2 separate regions of the Homo sapiens genome follow, and region 1 is linked to region 2. The links are chromatin loops, found by intact Hi-C in ENCODE. Cell type or tissue: heart left ventricle. All regions are shown on one strand. Each heading gives the region's core, and the rest is flanking DNA. Links, peaks and the distances in the headings are about the cores only. Region 1 has its middle 10 kb from the start of TTLL1-AS1. Region 2 holds the start of TTLL1 (TTL family tubulin polyglutamylase complex subunit L1).

Region 1 (5,367 bases), core at 280-5,279, 63 kb after region 2:
CAAGGGCCGAGATCTGTCCTCCACTCCCAGGCAACGCTGGTCATTTGTCGAAGCATTTATGGACAATGTCAGAGCAGCAAAAATGGAGGGAGAGCAGCAGGCGGGCGAGGGATGATTGGGAAATCAAAGACATTTAGTCTTAAGAGGGATGATTTAGGTGTAACACAAAGGAGTTCAGGGACTGTTAGGTGATGAGGGGCAATTCGTGATGTGCATGTGTTTCTGGGGGCCGAGGTGAGGAGCAGAGCACAGAAGGAATGGGTGAGGGGCGCTGTTTCCACAGAGGGAGGGAGTGCTGGAGACAGGGAAGCCCCTTTGGCCTTTTGGGGTCTTTCCAGCACAGCCGCAGAAATCACACTCAGACAGGTGTAGGTGAAGGGCTCAATTACACTCACGGGCCCCAGAGAGGAAGGCCAGCCCCCATGTAGGGGGCTGGATGGGAGGAGCCCACAGGGAGCAGGCCCACCTAGCAGGTTCGGGGCCAAGAGAGCTTGAGGGCCTGAGGACCCACAGGCAAGTGCCTTTCCTGGGGGGTCAGGGCGGGGGGCACTAGCCAGAGACGTGAGCAGATCTCACTGGTGTGTTTCAAAGTGACTGGGTGACCCTCAGGGGAAGGCTGGAAGGGAACCTGGAGCAGGGACCAGGCTTATTCCACGGGGCTGCCTGGCTGCCAGGGTGGGGTGCTCTCAGCCTGTGTGTGGGCATGTTGAGGTGTCAGGGCAATAGGAAGGGTTAAAAATGGGCTAATCTCTTGCTGGGCACGGTGGCTGACGCCTGTAATCCTAGCACTTTGGGAGGCCGAGGTGGGCGGATCACGAGGTCAGGAGATAGAGACCATCCTGGCTAACATGATGAAACCCCGTCTCTACTAAAAATACGAAAAAATTAGCCGGGCGTGGAGGTGTGTGCCTGTAGTTCCAGCTGCTGGGGGTGCTGAGGCAGGAGAATGGCGTGAACCCGGGAGTCGGAGCTTGCAGTAAGCCAAGATCGCGCCACTGCACTCCAGCCTGGGCGACAGAGCAAGACTCCATCTCAAAAAAAAAAAAAAAAAGGCTAATCTCGGCCGGGCGCGGTGGCTCATGCCTATAATCCCAACATTTTGGGGGGCCGAGGCAGGTGGATCACCTGAGGTTAGGAGTACAAGAAGAGCCTGACCAAGATGGAGAAACCCCGTCTCTACTAAAAATACAAAACTAGTCAGGCGTGGTGCTGCATGCCTGTATCCCAGCTACTCGGGAGGCTGAGGCAGGAGACTCGCTTGAACCCAGGAGGCAGAGGTTGTGGTGAGCCAGGATCACACCATTGAATTCCAGCCTGGGCAACAAGAGCGAAACTCCGTCTCAAAAAAAAAAAAAAAAAAAAGGGCTAATCTCGAACTCCTGGACTCAAGCGAATCCTCCCACCTCAACCTCCCAACGTGCTGAGATTACAGGCATGAGCCACCATGCTTAGCCGAGTGTTAGGGGCCAGGGGATGTCTCCATTAGCGTTGCCTGGGTATAGAGTGGTCCATCTTGTGAGGTAATGAGTCTCCTGTCAAGGGCAAGTTCAAGCAGAGGGCAGATTCCCCCAGGGGTGCATAGAAGGGACACATGGAAAAGATGTCCTTTCTGCCTCTGAGTGCCCTCAGCTGAAGGTATGTGCTGCACTGACCCAGCTTTCAGGGGAGACCCAGATTTTGCTCTGGGACTTCTGGGATGGGGAAAGAGCCACTTCAGGGGCAGGGAGGAAAGACAGCACCAGCCTGGGAACTGAACGGCATGGAGAAGCCAGGGCGAGGACAGGCCAAGCTCCGTGGCCCTGAGAAGGAATTTCTGCTCACTTGTTGCTTTGTTGAATGTTTCTCCCCCGGCCGGGCGCGGTGGCTCACGCCTGTAATCCCAGCACTTTGGGAGGCCAAGGCGGGCGGATCACGAGGTCAGGAGATCGAGACCATCCCGGCTAAAACGGTGAAACCCCGTCTCTACTAAAAATACAAAAAAAATTAGCCGGGCTTAGTGGCGGGCGCCTGTAGTCCCAGCTACTTGGGAGGCTGAGGCAGGAGAATGGCGTGAACCCGGGAGGCGGAGCTTGCAGTGAGCCGAGATCCCGCCACTGCACTCCAGCCTGGGCAGGAGCTTGTCATCACAGTCCCCTCAGTAGCCCCAGTGTGCAGAATGGTGCTGGACACCTCCAGCTAAAAAGCCTGGGCTCTGTAATTAGGAGTCCGTGGAGGCGCTCCCTGCCCACCTACTGGCTGTGTGAGCTCAGGTTGGCTCCTTCACCTCTCTGAGTCTATTTCCTTACAGATGGTGACATGAGAGTAATGGCTATTCCTACCTCCCAGGTGGCTGAGCTTGTGCACCTGTGCCTGGGTCTGGTTGCTTTCCTGCTATTGTTAGCCGCCATGAAGGCATACCTGCTGTTGGGTGCTGCCCCTCCCCTCCCATGGTTCCCCGGGCAGGCAGTTTTCAGACCCTGCCCACCACCTGCCGGCTTGTGGAGAACAGCCCAGCTGGTAGAGCTGGAACATGGGCCAGTGCCAAGGGAGGGTGAGCTTGGGACTAGCAGAACCCTGGGCTGGAAGAAGGCTGAGTCACAGCCATAAGGTCAGGGGTGTGTCGTGGTGACAGGACATCCACTTCCAGCCTGGAGGGTGCCATGTCTCACATTTGGCACATTTGGGCAAGTGAGCCCAAGCAGAAAGGCTTTGGCAAAGAAAGGAGACAGGAGGGCAGCTGGAAAATTTTGACTAACGGCTGTCAAGGAATCCCTTCATCGTGAGAGTCTTTGGAGTATCAGCCCCCAATCTATACCTGGCCCGGCCCATCACTCAGCCTGGAGTGGCCTTCCCAGCTACAGGCACTGAACCTTCAGGCATCCCCGTGCTCCTCACCATCTTGCCCCAGGGCCACAGCTCATGCCATACCTGTTCCCGGTATGTGGGTCCCCTCCCCATTCCCTCACCTGCTGAACTCCTGCTCATTCCTGAGACCCAGTTAAAACACATTTCTGACCAGGCGCGGTGGCTCACGCCTGTAATCCCAGCACTTTGGGAGGCCAAGGCAGGCGAATCACGAGGTCAGGAGATCGAGATCATCCTGGCTAACACGGCGAAACCCCGTGTCTACTAAAAATACAACAAAATTAGCTGGGCGTGGTGGCGGGCGCCCGTAATCCCAGCTACTTGGGAGGCTGAGGCAGGAGAATGGCGTGAACCCGGGAGGCGGAGCCTGCAATGAGCCGAGATTGTGCCACTAGCCTGGCAACAGAGCGAGACTCCATCTCAAAAAAAAAAAAACATTTCCCTGAGGCTTTCAGCCATCTTCTGATGTAGCCCCTGCCACTGTCCTCTGCCTGCCCTTGACATTTCAGGCTTTGGATAGCACCCAGGCTGGATAGGCCAGCCTGCCCAACATGGTGAAACTCTGTCTCTACAAAAAATACAAAAATTAGCCCGATGTGGCGGTGCGTGCCTGTAGTCCCAGCTACTTGAGGGGCTTGGGGAGGGAGGATTGCTTTAGTCCAGGGGTTCCAGGCTGCAGTGAGCCAAGATCGCACCCCTGCACTCCAGCCTGGGTGATAGAGCAAGACCCTGTCTCAAAAAAAGAAAAGAACTATCAAGCTGTGAAAAGACATGGAGGAGGCAGGGTGCTGTGGCTAAAGCCTGTAATCCTGGCACTTTGGGAGGGCGAGGCAAGCTGATCATTTGAGGCCAGGGGTTCGAGACCAGCCTGGCCAACATGGTAAAACACCATCTCTACTAAAAATACAAAAACTAGGCCAGGTGTGGTGGCTCACACCTGTAATCCCAGCACTTTGGGAGGCAGAGGCAGGCCAATCATTTGAGGTCAGGGGTTTGAGACCAGCCTGGCCAACATGGTAAAACCCCATACTAAAAATACAAAAATTAGGCCGGGCGCCGTGGTTCACACCTGTAATCCCAGCACTTTGGGAGGCCGAGGTGGGTGAATCACCTGAGGTCAGGAGTTTGAGACCAGCCTGGCCAACATGGCGAAAACCTGTCTCTACAAAAAGTATAAAAATGGGCCGGGCGTGGTGGTGGGTGCCTGTAATCCCAGCTACTCAGGAGGCTGAGGCAGGAGAATTGCTTGAACCCAGGAGGCGGAGGTTGCAGTGAGTTGAGATGGTGCCACTGCACTCCAGCCTGGGCGATAGAGCGAGACTCAGTCTCAAAAAGAAAAGAAAACATATGGAGGAAACTTAAATGCATATCACCAAATGAAAGAAGCAAGCTGAAAAGCTACGAATACTATGATTCCAACTCTGTGACATTTTGGAAAAGGCAAAACTACGGAGACAGTAAAAAGATCGGTGGTTGCCAGGGACTTGGGAGTGAAGACGGAGAGGAGAAATCATGAGGCACAGGGAACTTTTAGGGTAGTTAAACTATGTATGATGTAGTTATGCGTGGGTCAAAACTCACAAACTATACAACACAAACAATGAACCCTAATGTAAACGGTGGACTTGAATTCATAATAATGTATCAATATTGGCTCGTCAATTGTAAAGATACCACCCTAATACAGTATATAAAGAATAAGAGGTGGCTGGGTGTGGTCGCTCACGCCTGTAATCCCGGCACTTCCGGAGGCCGAGGTGGGCGGATCATTTGAGGTCAGGAGTTCGAGACTAGCCTGGCCAACATGGTGAAACATCCCCTCTCCACTAAAAATACAAAAAGTAGCCGGGTGCCATGGTGCATGCCTGTAATCACAGCTACTCGGGAGCCGAGGCAGGGGAATCACTTGAACTTGGAAGGTGGAGTTTGCAGTGAGCCGAGATCGTGCCACTGCACTCCAGCCTGGGCAACAGAGTGAGACTCCATCTCAAAAAAAAAAAAGGGGCTGGGCATGGTGGCTCACCCTTGTAATCCCAGCACTTTGGGAGGCTGAGGCAGGCGGATCACAAGGTCAGGAGATCGAGACCACGGTGAAACCCCGTCTCTACTGAAAATACAAAAAAAAATTAGCCGGGCCTGGTGGCGGGCACCTGTAGTCCCAGCTACTCGGAGAGGCTGAGGCAGGAGAATGGCGTGAACCCGGGAGGCGGAGGTTGCAGTGAGCTGAGATCGCGCCACTGAACTCCAGCCTGGGCGACAGAGGGAGACTCCGTCTCAAAAAAAAAAAAAAAAAAAAAAAAAGCTACCTAACTGCAGTTTGACAAAGAGAGCAGGTCATGGGGTGCCCGTGCTCCTCAGAAAGGGGTGCTGTGTTTAGGGATCTCCAGGAAGGAGCACCGTCTGCCAGAGTGGGCATGCTGGCAGGTGGTGGAAGCTGCAGGAACCGAAACACAGAGACGGAGAGGGCATGGGGGCTCAATGGGCAAGGGCATCACAGAGCAAGCCCTGGAAACACGCTGCTGA
Region 2 (5,367 bases), core at 161-5,160:
CCGCCACCATGCCCGGCTAATTTTTGTATTTTTAATAGAGACGGGGTTTTGCCACGTTGGCCAGGCTGGTCTTGAACTCCTGACTTCAGGTGATCTGCCTGCCTGGGCCTCCCAAAGAGCTGGGATTATAGGCATGAGCCACCAAGCCTGGCCCTGGATTTTTTTTTTTTAATTATACTTTAAGTTTTAGGGTACATGTGCACAACGTGCAGGTTTGTTACATACGTATACATGTGCCATGTTGGTGTGCTGCACCCATTAAATCGTCATTTACATTAGGTATATCTCCTAATGCTATCCCTCCCCCCTCCCCCCGCCCTGGATTTTTTTAAATGCCTTAAAAACATACAATGAAATGTTTTCAGCCTTAAAAAAAAAAAAAAAGGAAATCCATACTACAACAGGAATGAACCTGAGGGCATTATGCTACATGAAATAAGCCAGTCACAAAAAGACAAAAATTAGCTGAGTGTGGTGGCACATGCCTGTAGTCCTAATTGCTCTAGAGGCTGAGGAAGGAGGATCACTTGAGGTCCAGAGCTCAAGGTTACAGTGAGCTATGATCCTGCCACTGCACCCAGCATGGGCCACAGAGCAAGACGTCCTCTCTAAAAATAAATAAATAAATAAATAACAAATACTGTATGATTCTACTTTCTTCCTTTCTTCTTTTTCTTTCTTTTTTTTTTTTTTTTTGGAGATGGAGTCTCACTCTGTCGCCCAGGCTGGAGTGCAGTGGCATGATCTTGGCTCACTGCAACCTCCGCCTCCTGGGTTCAAGCGATCCTCCTGCCTCAGCCCCCCTAGTGGCTGGGACTACAGGCACATGCCACCATGCCCTGCTAAGTTTTGTATTTTTAGTAGAGACGGGGTTTCGCCATGTTGGCCAGGCTGGTCTCGAACTCCTGAGCTCAGGTGATCCACCCACCTCGGCCTCCCAAAGTGTGGGATTATAGGCATGAGCCACCGCGCCTGGCCTCTTTTTTTGATTTAATAAAGTTTTATTTTTGCAAATGTACAGTTGGTTGGACCTGTTCATGTATCATCACCAGCAGCTATAACATCTCCACCCTTGGTATTTCTGATGTAAATTACTTGAGCTCTGTGCTTTGAAACCAGTTTGTTAAGTCCTTTACTAAGGTTCTCCTGAAGGGCTGCCCTGGCCAGGAAGCCTCGAATCTTCAGTTTCTCAGAGACCACAGCAGGGCTTATAAGTTTATGGTTAGGAAGTTCCTTACAGAGTTTGTCATAGGTAGGTTTGTCAAACACGACTCAGTTATTGAGCTTGTCCCGGACTTTGCCTTTGAACCACTTCTTCTTTTGGGCCCTGCCCCCAGATTTGTTCACTGAATCTTTGTCTTTCTTAGCGACTTTCCGGTGTCTTCGTTCTTCTTGTCATCCATTGATAGCACGGCGAAGCTCAGAGAGCAGCAGCGAACCCTTTCTTCCCTCCCTCCCTCCCTTCCTTCCTTCTCTTTCTTTCTTCTTCTTCTTCTTTTTTTTTTTTTTTGCAGAGACGAGGTCGCCCTATGTTGCCCAGGCTGGTCTCAAACTCCTGGGCTCAGGCAATCCTCCTGCCTCAGGCTCCCAAAATGCTGGGATTACAGGCATGAGCCACTGTGCCTGGCCCAGATTCCACTTAGATGAGGTACTTAGGGAGTCTAATTCATTAAGACAGAAAGTAGAAAGGCAGTTACCAGGGGCTGGGGAAGGAAGGATGGGGAATTGTGTTCAATGGGTAAAGAGTTTTAGTTTAGCAAGAGGATAAAGTTCTGGAGACTGATTGCACAACGTGAATATATTTAACATCACTGAACTGTACATTTAAAAATGGCTAAGATGGTTAAGTTTTATGTTATACATATTTTACCACTTTTTCTTTTTTTTGTTTTTAGACAGAGTCTCGCTCTGTCGCTAGGCTGGAGTGCAGTGGTGTGATCTCAGCTCACTGCAACCTCTGCCTCCCAGGTTCAAGCGATTCTCCCGCCTCAGCTCCCTGAGTAGCTGGGACTACAGGCGTGTGCCATCATGCCCGGCTAATTTTTGTATTTTTAGTAGAGACGGGTTTCCATCATGTTGGCCAGAATGGTCTCGATCTCTTGACCTCATGATCCGCCCACCTCGGCCTCCCAAAGTGCTAAGATTACAGGCGTGAGCCACTGCGCCCGGCCAATTTACCACTATTTTTTAAAAAGTGGTGATAACACCATTAACTCAGCAGAGTTCTTGTGGGGATTCATTGAGGGGAGCTGTGGCCAGCTTCTTAGGGTAAGGCCAGCCTCATGGGCCTGTGACCTGTACAGAACCATAGGACCCCGTGCTCAGACAAGCCCTGAAGTTAGTTTAATGCTGCTGTCGCCATCTTAAAGTTCTTTTTTTTTTTTTAAGACGGAGTCTCGCCCTGTTGCCCAGGCTGGAGTGCAATAGTGCGATCTCGGCTCACTGTAACCTCTGTCTCCCAGGCTCAAACAATTCTCCTGCCTCAGCCTCCCAAGTAGCTGGGATTACAAGTGCGCACCACCATGCCCGGCAAATTTTTGTATTTTTAGTAAAGACGGGGTTTCACCATGTTGGCCAGGCTGGTCTCAAACTGCTGACCTTAGGTGATCCACCCGCCTCGGCCTCCCAAAGTGCTGGGATTACAGGCGTAAGGCACCATGCCCTGCCTTAAAATTCTTTTTTTGTTGTTGTTTTTTTTAACTTTTTTTCTCTAAGAGACAGAGTCTTGTTCTGTTGGCCAGGCTGTAGTGTAGTGGCGGGATCATAGCTCACTGCAGCCTCAATCTCCTAGGCTCAAGTGATCCACCTCAGCCTCCTGAGTAACTGAGTAGGACTGCTGGCTACGCCCCCATACCCGGCTGATTAAAAATATTTTTTCTTTTTTTTTTAGAAATGGGGTCTTGCTATATTGGCCAGGCTGGTCTGGAACTCCTGACCTCAAGTGATCCTCCCATCTTGGCCTCCCAAAGTACAGGGATTGCAGGCATGAGGCAACATGCTGGAAGGCTACAATGTTTATTGAACACTTTACTATGCCAGGCCCTAACCACGTCTTGCAAGCCTTCACTCATCTCCTGGGTTTAAGGTGAGAACACTGTAGTCGGAAGCCTTGGGACTTCTCAAGGCCTCACAACCAGACAGCAGCTGAAGGGTATGAATTGGCAATTTGGACTCCAGATAAGTGTTGGTTCCACTAGATGGTGCCAAAAGTAAATGATGATGCGCTGAATGTGCTCTGGGCCTGGGAGGCGGTTGTGTGGGAGATTATAGGAAGTGATGTTAGCAAAGCTCCAATCATCACTAAGAAAGCACACCACCACCCCTCCTGAGAGGCAGCAGCATGAATGGTCAGGTGTCCTGGGTTCAAAGCCAGACTCTGTCACTTACAAGTTGCACAAGTTTGCATAACTCTTTAAATTGATGAAATTAAAAATGAATAATTGTATAGAGAATTCGAGGTAACACAGGTCTATAACGAGAATAATAAACGTCTTTTTTTTTTTTTTTTGAGGCGGAGTCTTGTTCTGTCGCCCAGGCTTGAGTGCAGTGGCACGATCTTGGCTCACTGCAACCTCTGTCTCCCGGGTTCAAGCGATTCTCTTGCCTCAGCCTAGCCAGGATGGTCTCGATCTCCTGACCTCGCGACCCACCCGCCTCTGCCTCCCAAAGTGCTGGGATTACAGGCGTGAGCCACCGAGTCTGGCCCAGATAAACACTTTTTAAAAAAAATTATTTTATTTTTATGTTATTATTATTATTATTATTTGAGATGGAGTCTCGCTCTATCGCCCAGGCTGGAGTGCAGTGGCGCAACATCACCATTTCTTCAGATAAGGAAGCCGAGGTAGAAGGGGTAGGAGAGGCTAAACAGCGGATTGAGACCGAACCCAGGATTCGGACCTAATCATCACACCGCTCTACCTTTCTTTTTAGACTTAATCCCGTGCTCCAGACCCTTCTCAATCTCCTTTCTGGGCCCCGAGAGGGTGGACGGCCTGGCATTTCCTAGGATCCAAGCCCTGGGCATAGCGGCCGCCCGAGGTATGGAGCCCAAAGGAGCCCCAGGCAAGTCTGACTCCGGAAATAGTCGCAGCGCCGGCGGTCGCGTCCTGGGTTGCCAGGGCGCCGCCCTGGAAGTAGAGTGCAGCGCGGGGCGGGGCGGGCCGGTGCGCCTGGCAGTCGGCTGCGTACTCCTGCGAGCGCCGGAGAGGGGCTGGAGGCGGGGCGAGGGCGCGGCTCGAGGCATCCCTGCAGGGCGCTCCTCCGAGTCCCTCGGCGCTCTGAGCCCACAGGTGAGGTCCTGTCCCCCAGGCCGCCGCCTCCCGGGCACCGAGGGTGTGGCTGCGCGCGGGCTGGCGAGTGCGCATGGGTGAGAGAGTGTGGGCGCCAGTGTCTACGCGGCTGCGAAAATGCGGTTCAGATGCTGCTTGCCGGATCCGCGTCCTCCAGGAAGCCCGCGCTAACCACCGTGCCTTTCTCCGTCCGCTGAGTTCCTATGACTTACCTCGTGCTGTCCGACTGTTGCAATTGCATCATTATGTTTATTATTTGTTATCCCAGACTTTCATTGTTCCTACACGTTTCCCATTCGTTTGCAATCTGTGTTGTTTCTGTTGGCATCTTTTGCAGGGCGCAATGTACCTGTGGAGAGAACTCAGGGCAGGAGACAAGAGCCTTGTGTCTTCCCTCTAGATGACTGGACCAAGACATTTCCCCTCTCTGATTCCCTATCAGCTAAGAGGGCAGGGCGGGGTAGTCATCCTTTTCCATAGAGTAGCTGGGGCATTAGAGGAGATTAATTCTGGAAGTGAAAGTATCTTATCATTGTTAGCCCTTTTGGCATTTGCAAAGCAGGTTCTTTGCTCAGGAAACGTTTGATGAGCACATTATGGTGCCGGGTTGTGGCGGTACAAAAAGATGGGCCCCGGCCGGGCACGGTGGCTCACGCCTGTAATCCCAGCACTTTGGGAGGCCGAGGCGGGAGGATCACGAGGTCAGGAGATCGAGACCATCCTGGCTAACACGGTGAAACCCCGTCTATACTAAAAATACAAAAAAAAAAAAATTAGCCGGGCATGGTGGCGGGGGCCTGTAGTCCCAGCTACTCGGGAGGCTGAGGCAGGAGAATGGCGTGAACCCGGGAGGCGGAGCTTGCAGTGAGCCGAGATTGCGCCACTGCACTCCAGCCTGGGCGACAGAGCGAGATTCTGTCTCAAAAAAAAAAAAAAAAAAAAAAAAAAAAAAGATGGGCCCTTCTCTGCCCTCAAATTACAGACACTGGTAAGCAGTCACTGTGGAGCATGGTACTGTCACCCAGTGCGGGCGTGGAGATGGACAGTGACAATACCGCTGTGAACGAATGCCCTG

The links. Peaks named below come from ENCODE experiments on the same cell type or tissue, not always from the same donor. Only the 100,000 strongest peaks of a DNase experiment are listed, where the experiment ranks them.
Region 1: it touches region 2 in a loop (4-fold over the local background); 12 of 110 quality-filtered maps call a loop at or near these places.

Annotation. Positions count from the first base shown.
Region 1 is chr22:43,025,645-43,031,011 of GRCh38, reverse strand. No RefSeq gene overlaps it. Among named protein-coding and RNA genes, the nearest start is that of TTLL1-AS1, 10 kb to the left of the region's middle. RefSeq lists an enhancer at 2,972-3,472. In heart left ventricle, for the core only: no CTCF peak of the experiment used is centred there; a DNase peak (open chromatin) is centred at 2,551; H3K27ac peaks cover 908 bases.
Region 2 is chr22:43,088,202-43,093,568 of GRCh38, reverse strand. TTLL1 (TTL family tubulin polyglutamylase complex subunit L1) reads left to right here and starts at 4,178. Exons shown (of 11, transcript NM_012263.5): 1 at 4,178-4,292. It also overlaps the pseudogene RPS25P10. RefSeq lists silencers at 3,204-3,263, 4,012-4,306, 4,071-4,410 and an enhancer at 4,012-4,306. In heart left ventricle, for the core only: a CTCF peak has its summit at 3,196 (motif pointing right); DNase peaks (open chromatin) are centred at 3,268 and 4,148; H3K4me3 peaks cover 1,599 bases; H3K27ac peaks cover 354 bases.